2 separate regions of the Homo sapiens genome follow, and region 1 is linked to region 2. A link is a loop called in an ENCODE intact Hi-C map of the cell type or tissue named here. Cell type or tissue: CD4-positive, alpha-beta T cell. All regions are shown on one strand. Each heading gives the region's core, and the rest is flanking DNA. Links, peaks and the distances in the headings are about the cores only. Region 1 has its middle 200 kb from the start of OR4E1. Region 2 has its middle 260 kb from the start of OR4E1.

Evidence for each region. A loop is a pair of places that touch in the nucleus more often than their neighbours do. Peaks named below come from ENCODE experiments on the same cell type or tissue, not always from the same donor. Only the 100,000 strongest peaks of a DNase experiment are listed, where the experiment ranks them.
Region 1: a loop joins it to region 2, with 2.4 times the contacts of the local background. A loop is called at or near these places in 15 of 110 quality-filtered maps.

The regions. Positions count from the first base shown.
Region 1 is chr14:21,870,626-21,879,322 of GRCh38, forward strand. It overlaps TRA. Among named protein-coding and RNA genes, the nearest start is that of OR4E1, 200 kb to the left of the region's middle. In CD4-positive, alpha-beta T cell, for the core only: no CTCF peak of the experiment used is centred there; DNase peaks (open chromatin) are centred at 3,786 and 4,506; H3K4me3 peaks cover 994 bases; H3K27ac peaks cover 1,651 bases.
Region 2 is chr14:21,928,856-21,937,552 of GRCh38, forward strand. It overlaps TRA. Among named protein-coding and RNA genes, the nearest start is that of OR4E1, 260 kb to the left of the region's middle. In CD4-positive, alpha-beta T cell, for the core only: a CTCF peak has its summit at 5,024 (motif pointing left); a DNase peak (open chromatin) is centred at 5,026.

The DNA.
Region 1 (8,697 bases), core at 328-8,327, 58 kb before region 2:
ACCACATCAATTGCTTTATTTTATTTTCTCAGTTTTTACAATTTTCAGTTTTTAAATTATCACTTAAAAAGGAACACATTTTGATATGCAGTTCAATGTGTGAAATTTGAATTTTGATATATTGCATAGTTTGATGTAACCATTACATAACTATGATACGAAACAGATTGCTCATCCCAAAAACTCCCTTGTGTGATCTGTGTGAAATCACACCTCCATCTCAAACTCCTTGCAAACCTTGGTCTGTTCTTTTATATTTTTATTTTTTTCTGGAGGTCACATGGGTGGAATTATACAATATATAATCTTTTGAAAAGTCTGAATCTTGGTTACAGAAAGCACACACCATTGGGCACATACATGATCATCATCTCTGCTACCACTCTTTTTTTTCTATACCTGAATGTTTTAAACTTTTGTCATTTTACAGGAATAACTCAACATTTCAAATGTTTGAATTTCTTTGGAGGTTTGATTTACAGTTTAAAGAAACACTATGGCAAGTATAGTGTTTAAGGAAACGGTATGGCAATTGATAATGGAGAGGTTCAGTTGAGGATTGAACCAACTCCTAGAATCAGAGTTAAACACATCAAGTTTAGTTGTACCAACACTACCCTAAATTTTTATCAATAGATATTTCTCTAACATTTTAAGGCTAAGTGTATTGACCGAAATGTATTTTAGTCATATTAATTGGGTATGGTTAATACTTGGATTTTCCCAGGAGTTAGCATAGAATGACATATCTCACAATTATTTAAATTTTTTGCACTAGCTGTGGCTTTGTAGAGGTGAAAAGTGTTAGGATGGTTATTACCTCAAGTAAAGCCTGTACCTAAGCAAATTGTTTTATTAACAAAATAACAAAGTGGAAAAAAATTACAAATATATGCAACGTTGTACCATTAGAGTTGAAAAATACCACCAAATGGATGAAAAAGAAAAGAATGCAAAGATAGTATAACAACCACTGGTTCCAGTCATCTAGATAATACTGTTCGATTATACTTGCATGGAGCTGTCTACTTTATCCACTTATACATGTGTTTCAAGGACCTCGAGTCTGCACTCATTTTCTGAAAAGCCCCTAAATAGTCTCTGAAGAAATTCAGTTTAATATCTGTAATATGAATAACTTCTCAATTCTTGCCATTTAAGGATGGATAATGTCAAACTAATTGGTACAAAGTAACCACAGATCAATTCCTCGTACTTTAACTGTTGAACTGGTAATAAACAGTACCTAATAAGGTCATTTTCACAAGGTTGAAAGGCAGTCTTTCTCTGGAATTTTTTTCCAAATACCAACTCATCCAGGCTTAGGTCATGTAAAGGCTGATTAAATGAAAGGCCAGGAAAGAAAACTGTACCTGTTGGTATAAGGACTGAGTATAATGGGTTTATTTATCTAGATAAGTTTGTGAAAGAATGAACTATATAGGATTCCAGATACTAGGAGTAATATGGACCTACAAGTCACCAGTTGATAGTAAGACAACCTATGATGGCAGAGTGAACAACTCAGGGCCATGAAAGTGAAGGGTAATAATATATTAGATCATGGAAATTCAAGGATGTCTGATACCGTAATTAATTTTAGTTTTAATATTTCTCATGTGTTGTGTCTTCATTTATAGAGGATAAGGAGGTGATAAGAAAAGAGAAGTTCTGAGTGAGGGCAAAGCATTATATAACTTCCCGGAAAATTGTGTTCCCCTATATATAGATAATTTGAAGTGTCACATATTCAACTGTTTCCTTAGGACAGTATTCCAGTTCATATTCCATTTTTACACTTTTCATGGAATCTTATAGGTTTCAAAAAAGGCATGAACTTGCCACTTTCTGTGTTCTCCTAGAAAAGTTTTCCCCAACTATTTGTATAATATTGCAGCCAGTACATCCCTACTGTGATGGGCTGTCTCTGGAAGGTTGCTAAAACAAGTATTCACTGGAGATCATTTGGTCCCACCAGGCAGCCTTTCTGGCCTTGATATATCTTATCCTCACTGATCAAACAAATCAATAATTGATCCAAGATGTAGTTACTAAAATTTTCCATAGATTTTTCTGCATGTTCTGTAAGAGGTACTTGCATGAGGACGTTAGTCAGAAAGGCATGTTTAGCATGATTCTCTGCTCATGTATTTCTTCCTGGCTTCTATAGTGTCTTTCCTACTTTGGAACTTTGTCTTTCTTTGAGTAGTATCAATAATTCAAATAATTTTCGTATTTGGTGTCTATTTTATAGCGATACATGAGATGTATGAAAAGGTTAAGAAGGTTAAGAAATCTCATCATCTCCATAGTATTTGAGAGTTGTGAACTATGTTAAAACATATAGGCTATCACTGTATATATTTTTCATAATTGGACATAGCAAAGAGAGAGCCACAAATTCAGTTACTTTAATTTGTTTTGCTTCTTCTAAGGAATTAGATTTTATAATGGAGTCTGGAGCAGTAAATGCATTATAAACCTTGTGTTATTTCTTTTCAGTTTTGAAGATAAGACATTAAAAACAAAATTAATTCAGAATTAGGTATGAGACTGTCCAAAATATCTGTTCTGGGATGGACACTTCTTGAGTTACAGAAATGCAATCATAAGATTCATTGATTGAGAAGTGTAATGGAGTTAGACGCTATGAGGAGAAATTAATAATATTGTATAGTTAGTCCACCAACTGGTAAAAAAATGGTTGTTTTTACAGAGTAGATCATTTGTGCTGTATGTGGCATCATAAGATTTAATGGTGATTTCAGTGAAAGATCTGGAGATGCTTCAACAAATTTAGACATAGCTGAAATCATTTTAAGACAAGGAGGATAGGTTGTAATCATTATATTAAGAAATAGGCTATAATAGGCAATGGGTCTTTGTTGTTTTTAATGTAATTGAGTAATATCCCTAGGACATGGCCTTACTGCTAATATTCACAAAACGAAAGCCTTATCACAATCAATTTTCCTATAATAGTTTTTCCTTGGGAGACGTATGGAGACACCTAGGATTCATACCTTTCAGCAGTGGATGTACAGAATGTAATGGCTTGTTATGGCTCATTTGGGGTCCCAGATGACATAATAAAAATGCATAAATTCAAAGGTTTGATAACTTAATGATCAGAGTCTGGTGTCTAATATGGCCTGTATAAACAGAGCTGGGCTGTCTAAACTAACTTGAAAAAAGAAGAAAACTTTTAAGATAGGACTCAATGTCTGAGGGCTTCATTCTAAACTCTCAGAAAAAAGAGATTAGTTTTTTTCTGCGTAGAAAAGAGAAAGAGAGATTAGTTTTTTTCTACCGTTTGTTCCCCAGATAAGCAACTGGACAGACTTTGGGAATAGGACAAATATTGCTATATTAACATGTAGGTCCGATGATCTGCAGTGATTAGTGCAAACAGCTTTTCCTTCTTAGCATAATGTGATTAATTTCTACCTTAGGAGAAACAACAACATACATAGATGTGAGGATACATAATTGTTACATCTTCCGTTGCCTTCATTATTCATTACATGTAGTATTTTAAAGTAAGTGCCAACCTCTCAACCTCATTGCTCAGTTCCATCACAGATGCAATGACTGAACATAGCAATTGGCCGAATTATCAATTTCCCTTCTAACCTGACCATGTTTATTTTCATATTTAAGTTATTTATTATCAAATTAAGGGTGGGTAAGTGCAAAGGAAGTTTGCATTGGGTGAGGTTCTTAGCCAGTACATAGAGAAGTGTTAGATAACACAAACTAGCTTGCTACACCGGAAAACCTCCGTTTCCTATTCCAGGGCAGCAGCAGCAGCAGCAGCACATAGTCCAGTAATTCTTCTCTTACTTCATCAGACTCACCTCACAATGCAGAGCCCTGAATTTTAAGAAGAACAAAATATATTCTCTCTAGAGAAAGAACCAAACATGTTGCTCTCCAGCTGCCTGAGGGTGGTCACAGCTTCAATGTGGCTAGGTAGGGATGCCCCTGGTGGGAATGGTCTTCCTCTAAGACCCAAGGACTGGGAAATGTCTCATCAAAACTTTGGGACAGAAGAAGTAACAGGGTGTAAAAATAGAATTTCTTTGTTCCACATCACTCATCCCTAAACCTTTTGGTTCTTTGTTTTCTCCTTCAGAATCTGGTTTTGCTGAGAAGTAACTCAAATTAAACCATCAGTATTGGTGCATGAGAAGGAGGCTGTGACTCTGGACTGCAATTATGACACCAGTGCTGGAAGTTATAGTCCTTTCTGGCACAAGTAGCCCAGGAGTGGGGAGATGATTTTCCTTATTCATCAGGACTCACGATCAGCAATAAGCAATAGGTCACTACTCATTGCATTTGCAGAAGGCAAGCAAATCCATCAACTTGTCATCTCCACTTCACAACTGGAGAACTCAGTGATGTGTTTCTGTGCACTGAAAGAGGCTACAGTGAGAGAACTGTTGGAGTGAGGTACACAAAATCCCCAAGGGTCTGCTTGAGACATCCACTTGCTGGAGAGACCAAAGAAAGGATTCACCATCACAGACAGGAAGTGGCTATGGTTGTGACAGCACAGGTGTAGCATCGGGGGAAAACACTGTAAGAAAATACCTCTCTAGGCTTATAGACCATTTCCAGAATTATCATTCATCAAAAACATCCTAATCCCTGAGTCTTTGGTTTGAAGTTAGACACACCAAAATTTTGACCAATGATTGAGAGAAAGAACTGCCACAATAAGCAATTTGCCATCTGGCCACTAGATTGAGCTGGAAGAATTGGCTAAGGTAATTCAGAAACATATGACTGAAAGATGAATAAAAACAAATTCAACACTCTTTGTGAATTGTTGGATTTTCAGATCAGTTTATTCAATAAATGCTAGGTGTCTTCAAAAAGTTTATGGAAAAAAGAAATTGCGTATTATGAAAAACGGTGCATGGATTTCAAATTTTCTGGCACCAAAATAAACTTATACTAAGTTGTTATAACATATCTGAACAGGATTTAGTTTGAGGCACTAAGAAGGATAAGACATCAGTTTGAAAGGAGCCCCTATCAGAGCAACATGAATTCTGTTAAACTTGAGGCAAGAACAAACATCAAATTTATGGTGAAACTTGGGTGGAAGAATGGTGAAATCACTGATGCTTTATGAAAAATTTATAGGCTCAACACTCCAATAAAATCAGCCATCCTCTTGTCTGTCTGTTCTTAAACAAAATGGATAATTTGTTTAAGAATAGACAAGAGGATGCCGATGAAGCCCACAGTGGCAGACATTCCATAACAATTTGTGAAGAAAAAATTAACCATAAGTGCCCTAATCAAAAAGGACGGATGATTAACAGTGGAAACAATAGCCAACACTATAAATGTCTCAACTGGTTTAGCTCACACAATTCTGACTGAAAAGTTCAAGTTGAGCAAACTTTGTACTTGATGGGTGCCAAAACCACTATGCTCAGATCAGCTCCAGAAAAGAGCAGAGCTTTCAATGAAATTTTGAATAAGTGGGATAATGATCTTGAACCATTTCTTCAAATAATTGGAACAGGAGATGAAACATGGCTTTATCCTTTTGATTCTGAAGATAAAGCACAATCAAAGCAATGATTAGCAAGAGGTGGAGGTCCAGTCAAAGCAAAAGTGGCCCAGTCAAGAGCAAAAGTCATGGCAACAGTTTTTTGCGATGCTCAAGGCATTTTGTTTATTGAGTTTCTGGAGGGCCAAAGAATGACAGCATCTGCTTATTATAAGAATGTTTAGAGAAAGTTAGCCAGAGCTTTAGCAGAAAAATGCCTGGGAAATCTTCACCAGAGAATCCCTTTCCACCACGACAATGCTCCAACTTATTCCTCTCATCAAGCGAGGAGAATTTAGGTTTCTGTGGGAAATCATTAGGCATCCCCCTCACAGTGCTGATTTGGCTCCTTCTGACTTCTTTTTGTTTCTTAATCTTAAGAACGTCTTTAAAGGGCACCACTTTTCTTCAGTTAATAATGTAAAAAAGACTGCATTGACTTGGTTAAATTGGTGGCTAATCATCCAGTAAGTAAGCAAGAAGAATACATATTCACCGAGAATAAATATGTATCCCCTATGTGTACAACGTACTGTATTAGGACCTTTGACTATACCGACAGTAGTATAAAATGTTACTCTTAAGCAGAATGAACTTACCAGAAAAATCTTGCAAATCAATTGAGGAATAAGATGAAATGCATGAAAACTTAACCAATAGATAAAATTCCAAGTATGTGGGCAATTAAGTTTTAGGGGTATTTTTAGGAGAATAGTGTGGCACCGAAAAGACACAAGTAAGCATCATGGAGAGATAGAAAACTTAGGCATTAAACGACAGACACACATTGAATTCATTCATTATACACTTACTTATGAAACACACAATAAGCAACAATTGTTTTTGTAGGTATGAAGAGTAGAATAATGAATAAAACAGACACATGCAGACAACAAAGACCTTCCCTCATGAGGTTTAGATCTACAATTGTCTATAGTGTTCCCTTCTTTTACAGGAATATCCAATATAGGTATTTCCAATATATCTGTTTCACTATAGGCATTTGTCTTGCCTATTCTAGTGATTGGCAGGTTCCATGTGACCATTACAAGGCATAGTCACTGAAGTACTATTAATATACCTGTCATTTACTAAATTATTTGACCATTGACAAAATTACTTAAACTCAGGCCACCTAGACATCATCAATTGTAATAACAATAACAATCACCTCTCCACATAGTTGTAAGGATTGAATTAAATTTCATGAATTTAATTAAATGATTGAATTGTAGTGGTAGGGAACAATTTCTCACCAATGGTAGCTATACTTGGATATAAATGAGATATTGCAACAAAGACAATTTGAAATAAAATAACAAGAAAATTTAAGGATAGATAAGGCTTAACCCTCTACTCTCCTGCTATTGGTTATATTATTATATTTTACTATATTTAGGACTGAGAGTCACTATTTCACACTGGCCTGATTCCATCCAATTATTTGAACTATTTCTTTATCTCATAGGCCTTACGGGTAGAGAATGAAGCTTTCTTGCTTCAGGTATAACTTAGTGTAAATTCTATGATGGATTCACATGAGCGTTATGGAGCAGGAGTCAGATATACACCATTTTATACTGAGCTACAGTGCCAATAACTAGATCCATAACTGGGAGCTTATTTAACAGAGCTCTGCTCTGGGAGAAAATAACTTTTCTAGGTCATCCTTGGGGGAGGAATCCTTTTTAGTTATTCAATTTACAACTTGTACATACATGGTAGATGCCCAGGAAGTATTACAGAAGAAAAAAGGAAAGAGAAAAATCTAAGGGACAAATGCTAGATGCAGCTGACTGAGAATCAGCACCTGGTTCTGCCAGGGTCCTTTCCCATGCTACCTCTTCAGAGATCAGAGACAGCTGTGCGATCTGTGCATGGGGGAGTAAATCTTGTTTCTGGCTGGATGGGGAGACTCTCAGCTTCCTGCAACAAAACTATGAATATTCACTCAGAGAAACAAGAGATTTGGCTTGGTAGTGTTTGAGGGCTCCCAGGCCCCAGCCAGAGTCCTCCGTGAGTCTGAGGGATAAAAATGAAGAAGGCTTTGGGAGTTTCATTCTTGATTTTCTCTTGGGAGCTGTGCTGTGAGTTGCTGGGCTCTGGAAATATGAAAAAGAGCGAGTGTAGTATCTTATTTAAAAGTCTGGAAGTTATAGAAGGGTGGTTAAGGCCTCAGTGCTCACCTGTGGGGGCTGTGAAAAGAGAGCATATCTTCTAAAAGCTGTCAGCCATGAATGAATGTCATCTGTCTGTGCTTCTCTGTTTAAACAGGGGTGAACAGACTACATACGCCGGAGCAGAGTCCTTCATTCCTGAGTATCCAGGAGGGAATGCATGCCATTCTTAACTGTTTATGTGTAGGGGGAACTTTCTTTATAACCTCTGTCTCCAAACAGAAGTGAAGAATAATGCACCATCTCTCATATGTGAAGAAGCTGAATTTATATGGAATTATGTTTCCTTTTGTCATTATTGAAATTTCATTCCTCAATGTAGACCATACAGATCCTGGGCCTGCTTGCCCAGAGTCCTTCCACTCCTTTACTGTTTGCTCTGAGAGGTCACAGTCTCTGAGTCCATGGAGCAAAGTTTCCCCTGGTTGTACACTTAGCAGCATTTAACTTATATTTTCATAATCTTTAAATGATGTTTGCTGTATCTGTGTATCATCTACTCCATAATTTACTTAATTTAACATTAAATTGATTTCTCTATTAAATAGATGCCAAAAATATGTAAAATATTGTCCTTACTTTAATAGATACTATCAGTGGGACCACATATATGTTATAAAATGTGCATTTGATGTGCAAGATATTTTTTCCTAATACAAATTAAAATAATGTTACATATATAACAGTCAGAAAGACCATCTGTGTTCTGCCTAATATGACCTCCTGTATCAATCGCACTTTAGAAAATACATTTCCAGCTCATGCCCCTCATTTGATAGATGAAAAAAAGCAGGCTCCACAGGCATGGCTTCACTTTACTCAAAGCATGTGTTGCAGTGAAATGGAAGCCTGGAGTAGAAGCCAGGCATTCTGGCCCCTTGTCAGTTGCTTTTTCCATGAAAGATGAAAAGCGGGATTCGGTGTTTGAGAAAAGGAGTTGTGTGTTGTAAT
Region 2 (8,697 bases), core at 358-8,357:
AACAAATTAAAATACGCCAAATGTATTTTTACAGCTACTTTCACATCTATTAGATGGAGTCTTTCATAGACATTTTATGAAAGAGTTTCATAATCCTCACACTTGTTACAACGTACAGTCTAAACAGGCAAGATCTATTCACTCTAACATAATATCTAAGGGATGGTGTGAAGGATATTGCAAGCATATACACACACACGCACACACACTCACATCTCACCACAAGTTAGAGTTTACAGATAGCGGTTTACCTTTGAGGTAGTTAGAGAGAACCAGTAAAGAAGTCACACATATTCAGCCTAATAAGTAATTAGTTCAAATCTAATAGAAATGACATCTAAAATTGGAATCTTAGAAACAAGACTCTACTAAAAGATAACTTTGGAATGCACCAAAAATCAGTTTTTTAATTGAGAAATATTGCCTTTCACTAACTCTTCAGTCATTATCATTGTATTTCTTGGCATCTACATCTGGGAAAACCTTTGTAACCACAGGTAAAATGTAATATGGAAATGGTCACTCTACCTTAGTTTAATAAATGTATTCAATTGTTTTAGTGACAGAAAATTTACTCTTGAATAGAGATGCAAATATTTAAATTAAGTAATTAAAACCCAGAAGGCAGTGTATTAACAAAATAATGCAGCTTGATTTTTAAAAAGTTATTATTATTATTATTTTTTTTATTATTATACTTTAAGTTTTAGGGTACATGTGCACATTGTGCAGGTTAGTTACATATGTATACATGTGCCATGCTGGTGCGCTGCACCCACTAACTTGTCATCTAGCATTAGGTATATCTCCCAGTGCTATCCCTCCCCCCTTCCCCCACCCCACCACAGTCCCTAGAGTGTGATATTCCCCTTCCTGTAAAGTTATTTATTCACTTATATATCCATTTATTTTTAAAAAATCATTCAGCACCTACAGAGTGACAAACTTTGTGCTGAGAACTCAGTCCATTTAACAATCTTATTGCAATCTCTAGCATGTAATAGCTCAATTTCTATACTGTAGGTTTACCTGCCCCATACCAGATTTATCCATAAAATGATTAATAAATTAGTGGCTCTTAGAGGGACATTGTAGAGAGGCAGAATTTGAAGTCTTTCTTTTCTCTGCTTTTGTGCTTCATTTTACCCCTCTTTCAAAAACATTTAATGCCATCATGTGGATCAACTTTGCACACCCCCAGACCTGTTCCACCATCCAAAATCCTCATTCTTTTCAATCTTCTCCTTCTACCTCCAACACCATTTTCTCCTTCCCTAAGCTTTGAATGGTAATGGTTGGTTGGTAAGTGATCTTGTATTGTAACATCCTCTTGTATTTGCATTTGAAAAGTAGATGTGTATAGTATAAATCTTAAAGAGAAATATGTTTAAAAATTTTTAAAATTATTTTTAATTGTGGAAAAATATATATAACATAAATTTTGCCATGTTAACCATTTACAAATGGACACTTCAGTAGTGTTAAGTACATTCCTTTGTTGTGCAACCATCACTACCATCCATCTTGAGAACTCTTTTCATTTTGGAAACCTGAAACTCTGTGACTACTAAACAATAGCTCTCTATTTTCTTCTCCACCTAATCCCTAGAAACCAGCCTTCCTTTCTGTCTTTATAAGTTTGACTACTCTAGGTACTTTGTATAACTAGAGTCATACAATTTTTTTTTGTGACTGCCTTATTTCACTTAGCGTAATGTCCTCAAAGTTCATTCATGTCATAGTATGAAGCAGGCTTTCAGAATTTCCTTCCTTTATAAGGCTGCATATTATTCAATTGTGTGTACATACCCTATTTTGTTAAACTATTTATCTATCAATGGAAATTTGAGCTGTTTCTATCTTTTGGCTATTGTGAATAAGCTGCTCTCAACAAGAGTATGCAAACGTCTCAATATTTGGGGTATATCCCCCAATTCTTTCAACTTTAGAAGTGATATACCCAGAAGTGCAATTGCTGAATCACATAATAATTCTATTTTTAATTTTTTAAAGAACTGCCAAACTGGTTTCCACAGTGGCTGCTGTACCATTTTACATTTTCACCAACAGGACACAGGTGTTTTGATTTCTCCACATTTCATCAGCACTTCTTTTACTATCATTATTTTTGATATGAATAGTAGCCATCCTAATGGGCATGAAGTAGTATGTCATTATGATTTTTATTTGCATTTCCCTAATAATTCGTGATGATGAGTATCTTTTCCTGTGCTTATTGGCCAATTGTATATCTTCCTTGGAAAAATGCCTATTCAACTACTTTGCCCATTTTGAAATGGGGTGTCTGTCTTTCTCTCTCTCTCTTTCTCTCTTTCTTTCTTTCAAGATGGTGTTTCACCATGTTGCCCAGGCTGGTTTTGAACTCCCGAGCTAAAGCAATTCACCTACCTCGGCCTCCAAAGTCCTGGGATTACAGATGTGAGCCACCGCGCCTGGCCTGGGTTGTCTTTTTTTTCTGCTGAGTTGTAAGAGTTCTTTATATATTCTGGATATTGATCTTTTGTCGGATATATGATTTGATATTTTTTTTTCCATTCCATGGGTTGTTTATCCACTCTGTCACTCCATTAATTGTGCCCTTTGATGCACAGTAGTTTTTAATTTTGATGTAGTCAAGTTTATCTAAGTTTTCTTTTGCATCCTATGCTTTTGGTATTATAGCCAAGAAATTATTGCCAATTCCATGCTTTCTGAAGGCTGAAAAAAAAGAAAAAAAGAAAAAGAAATTATTGCCAAATCTAAATCGCGATGCTTTTCCTGTAAGATAAGAGTGCAGTTTCACTCTTTTGCATGTGGATATCCAGTTTTTCCCAACACTGTTTGTTGAAAAGACTTTCCTTTCACCCTTAAACAGTCTTAGGACCCTTTCCTAAAATAATTTGGTTGTAAATGTGAAGGTTTAATTTTGGGCTCTCTATTGTATTGCATTGGTCTATATGACTGTCATTATGCAAGCACCACACAGCTTTTGCTATATTACTGTAGCTTTGTAATCAGCTTTGAAATCAGGAAGTGTTAGACCTTCCAAACTTGTTCCTTTTCAAGATTATTTTGGCTATTTGGGGTTTCACAAGCTGCCATATGAACTTTTGGATGGATTTTTCTATTACTGCAAAAACACTATTGGGATTTTGATAGGGATTGAATTGAATCTGTAGATTGCTTTTGGTAGCATCGACATTTTAATGATGTTAAATTCTCCAATCCATAAATATCAGATGTCTTTCAACTTATTTGTGCCTTATTTAATTTATTTCAGCAACATTTTTGTTTTCATTGTGCAAGTCTTTAGCATTGTTGTTTAAGTTTATTCCTAAGTATTTTATTCTTTTTGATGCTATTGCAAATGGAATTATTTTCTTAATTTCCAAAGTGTTCATTGTTAGTTTATAGAAATGCAATTGATTTTTGTGTGCTGTTTCTGTATCCTTCAAGTTTGTTGAATTCATTTATTAGTTCTAACTACAAGCATATTTAATGGTGGAATTTCAGGTGTTGTGACAGCAGATTGGAGAACAGGACATTTGTCTCATGTCCCTCAGGATAACTCATGTAGGCTGCAAAACTTCAAGCATACATAGAAGCATCAACTTCATAATGTAATCATTTTATATCTTTAATACATCAGGCCCTTCAAAATTTAGTTTAAATGTTGAGAAGTCAAAGAATGATGTCCTTCTAAGAATAAATATTCTAACACATGATGATGTGCTGAACAAGATGAAGAATTTGTATTTGGATACATATTTTTAAAGCAATGTTTAGTTAGTAATTGAAAATACTAAACCAGGAGAAAATAATGTGCACTCTGGTTTCCATACTAGAGAGATATAGAAGCAGAAAGTTTTACCTCAGTCCACAGATCTAGTAAATAAACATCCAACACTTAAACTTGGGTCATTTGACTCCAATTGATGAATTTTCAGCAAACAATGAAATATAAAAGTAAGCCAATTCAATATACAACTCCAGAAGTTATAAAATTAACAGTAAAATAAAATGGTTGAGAGTAGATTGAAGGAATTAAAAATAAAAGCAAGAAATTAATGGCTCAAAGGAAAATAACAAAATCAATGATAAAACCACAACATGATATTTTGAAAATAATTACAATACTAACATGATCCAGAAAAAAAAAGTGAGAAGGGACAAATGCATGCACAAAAAAAAACAACATAATTAAGTTGAATTTATTTTGGGAATGTAAAGATGATTTAATACTTGAAAATCTATTAATATAATGCTTGAAATTAACAAACTTTAAGAAGGCCAAAGATGTTCTAATGCCTGGTTTGGTGGATTGTTTCATTTGGATCTAGGATGATTCACTGTACCTGTGCATTTGTGCAAGCTCATTTAATTTGGTTGGCTCTTAAAAATATTCGGATTCTTTCTCTTAATTTGACCCCAATTATAGATATAGTGTTATTGTTCTTAAATTTCTTGTTGCATTTAGATTATTTCTATGAAGAAAGGGGAAAATGATAAATTTATTCAATCATATTTATGACAAAGTTTTGGCTTCCATATTATTGTTTTTGTATTTTTCTTTTATTGTGAAGTGTACCAAGTTTTATTTTAGAAATTGCTGGACCAGTAAATATTGTTCAAGTTGATGGGTTGTATAGACTTCAGATTTTTGGAATGTTCTTGAAAATTATTCCCATTTATGTCCTTAAACCTTGCATAATCTTGTGAAATAATGCTTCATAACAATGACTGACTGTGCACAGATTAAACAATGCTTTAAATAATGTTAGTCATTAGGAAGAATTAAGCTATGATCCTGTATGTGAGAAATTTTCATACTGGTTAATTTGAACAACTATGCTTTAGACTCCTTTATCACAAGCAAGTTTCCAGGAACAGAAAGAGAGTGGTCACTGGCCATGAATAAAGTTCCAGTACTCTGGTGGTTCACAGAAGTTTAGGAACTTTTTCAGCCTTGCTACCATGCATTGCTCATCAGGTGTTTAATAATTGGTCTGAAAGGAATGCTTATGCCACTACCTGGTGGTCAGCTCCTAAACTGCAGTTTATTCATCCTTTAAAATATGTTTTCTTTCCTCTTTTAGTCAAAGAATGAGACCTGAAATTATTTAATTATTTTAAAAAATTTCATTTGGATAAATAGAGCACCTATTAACTTGCTGTCTTAAAATATTTCAAGGGCTTGGGAAAAAGTCACGTTGGTGTCTTCTAACTTCTCTCTGAAATTTCTCTGAAAGCAATTTATACTGGAAAAAATAGGGAACACATGTTTTGCTATTAATGAGATTTATGTTCAAAACTATTAACTTTGCCATGTACTTACTTGCTGAATACTTTTGTGTTTTGTTACATTTTTTTTGTAAAGTGTGATAGTGATAGCTTCTTTAGTATTTGTTGTGAGAATTCATCAATAATGTATCAAAGAAGATTAACAAGTAGCAGATGATCTAACAATGAGAATATTCTCAATAGACCCAGAAAAGGCATGTGACAAAATCCAGCATCCATTCCTGATTAAAAACTCTCTCTAAATGAGAAATTAAAAGGAACTTTCTCAACTTAATATAGGAAACTTACAACAACCTATGTCAAGTGTCATACTTGGTGAAAAACTAAAGGCTTCTCCCTAAGATCACACATAAGAAAAAAGTTATTGCTCTCACTGTTTCTGTTTAATATTGTACTAGAATGTCTATCCAGTGCAATAAGGCAAGAGACAGAAACAAAAGGCATACAGTTTGGAAAGGAAGAAATAAATCAAGCTTTATTTGCAGACAACATAATTGTTTAAGTAGAAAATCCAAAGAATCTGCAGAAAATATACCAGAACAAATAAGTAAGATTGTAAAGGTTGCAGGATAAATGATCAGTTTGCAAAGATTAATTGTATTTATATATTTTCACATGCGACAATCAGAAATTAAAAATAAAAACACAATACCATTTACAATAGCATCAAAAATATTAAATGCTTACAGATAAATCTTACAAAGTATAGAAGACTTGGTAACTTAAAGCCACAAAACCTCATGAGAGAAATTAAGACCTAAGGAATGGAGAGATAAACTATGTTCATAGATTGATAGACTCAATATTGTTAAAAAGTCAGTTCTGTTTCAATTATTCTACAGATTCAATATAACCACAATAAAAGTTCTGTCATTTTTTTGGTTAAAATTAGCAGGCTCATTATAAAATTTACTCAGAAATATAAGGCACCTAGAGTAGCCAAAACAGGGTTGGAAAAGAAAAAATTTGGAGGGATAATATTATCTTACTTCAAGTTGTTTTCCACAGTAATCAAAACAGTGTGGCATTTGTATACAGATAGACTAACAGATTAATAGAACAGAATAGAGCCCAGGAATAGACCCATATATACATGAACAACTACTTTTTGACAAAGGTGCAAAGGCAATTCAATGTGGAAAGGATAGTCTTTTCAACAAATAGTGCTTAAATAATTGAATATCCATATACAAAAAAATGAACTTTGACACTCTCATACCATATACAAAAAGTTACTTAAAGTGATCATAAACATAAATGTAAAACCCCAAATCATAACACTTCAAGAAGAAAATAGGAGGAAATTTTTGTGACCTTGGCCTATGCAAACATTTCTTAGATATGATAGCAAAACATGACCCATAAAAGACAAAAAGTTGATAAATTGAAAAATTGGTTTTCATTACAACTTAAAACTGCCTCTGGAAACAATTCTGTCAACAGAATTAATAGATGAGCTATAGACTGGAAAAATACTTGCAAATTGGGTATCTGAGAAAGTCATTTATTTGAGTTATGCAAAGAACCCACAGAACCCATTAACAAAAAAAAATAGAAAAGTAAATAAAATGGGCAAAAGATTTGAACAAACACTTCAGCAAAGAAACTATATGAATGGCAAATAGGCATATGAAAACATGCTTAGCATCATTAGTCATTAGGGATATGCAAATTAAAATCACAATTAGGTACTACTGCATACCTATTAGAGTGGGGTTGACAAGGATGTGGAGCAACTGCAACTCTCAGGTACTACTGGTGGAAATACAAAGTAATATAATAACTTTGGAAAATAATTGGGCAGGTTTTAAATAAGTCAAATATACACCTGATATCAGATGCAGCCATTCTACTCCAAGTTATTTGCTCTAAGAGAAATGACAGAATACACCTATACAAAATCTTGAATACACGTTTGTAGTAACTTTATTTGTAACAGCCTCAAACTGGGACTAACTGAAATGTACATCAACAGATAAATAACAAACACATTGTTTTATATCTATATAATGTAATAGTACTACTCAGCAATAAAAAGAAATAAACCATTGTTTCAAATGACACCATGAAAGAATCTCAAAATAATTATGCTAAGTGAAAGAAGATAAACCAAAAAAATTGTATATGATTTAATTTGTATAAATTATAAAATACACAAACTAATATATAGTGACAGAGAATTGCTTGGAAATGGGCATGGGAGATAGGAAGGTTAAGAGAAAAAGTACAAAGAAATATGAGAAACTTTTGGGGTGATGTAAATATTCATCATGTTGATTGCCATAATAGCATCACAAGCCTATATGTATGTCAAATCTTATAAAAATGTTCACTTTACTTTGGTGCAGTTAATTTTTATGTCAATTATACATCAATAAAACCATTTAAAAATCCAATTTAAAAGTACATGTCTTCAACATCACAGAAGTATTCTGATATGGTCCAAGATGCAAACTGTTCTCACTGGGTTTAAACTATTTTTCTTAAGTATGGATGACAACAGTCTACACCCATGTGCTCTACTGTTTATTTTCAACCCAGCATCATTCCAGCTTATTTTGCATTCCCCTTTGTATATCAGAATAGAAATTTGTAGCTGATTTTCCAGAATTCATTTTCAACATAGTTCTAGGCTTGTTTCTGACAAAGTGATTTGGAAGGTGGAGGAGAAGGAGAAGAGATTTGCAAACCCAAACAATATCTGGGCCTGAATTTCTTAATGAAGTCTGTATCTGAGAAACTATTCATATGCTGACTCTGGACGCATTCTTTATCTGAATCTGGGGAGAGTGAACTCCAGGAAACAGACTGAACTAAGTGTCTGTTCTTAGCTATGTGTCTAGGTATAAATGTTTACAGGTCCTTGCAGAAAGTTAGATCCTTCTCCCAAATTTTACTCTGATAACACTTCTGGAGGTTTTTTCTTTTCTTTTTCATTTTATTTTTAGATTTACATGCGGAGGTTTGTAACAAGAGTATGCTGCGTGATGCTGAGGTTTGGGCTCCTAGTTGGTCACCCAGATAGTGAACATAGTACGCAACAGGCAGTCACCTGGATAGTGAACATGGTACCCAATAGGATGTTTTTCAGCCCCTCCCCCCTCCATCTCTCCCTCCTTTTGGAGTCCACGATGTCTATTATTCCCATCTTTATGTCTGTGTGTGCCCACAGTCTGGCTTCCACTTACAATGAGAACATATGATATTTTGTTTTCTGTTTCTGCACTAATTCTGCACTTAAGATAATGGCCTCTAGCTGCATACATGTTTCTGCAAAGGATATAATTTCATTCGTTTTATGGCTGCATAGAATTCCATGGTGTATATGTACCAAATTTTCCATAGTCTATCACAATTGATGGGCACCTAGGTTGTTTCCATGTCTTTGCTATTGTA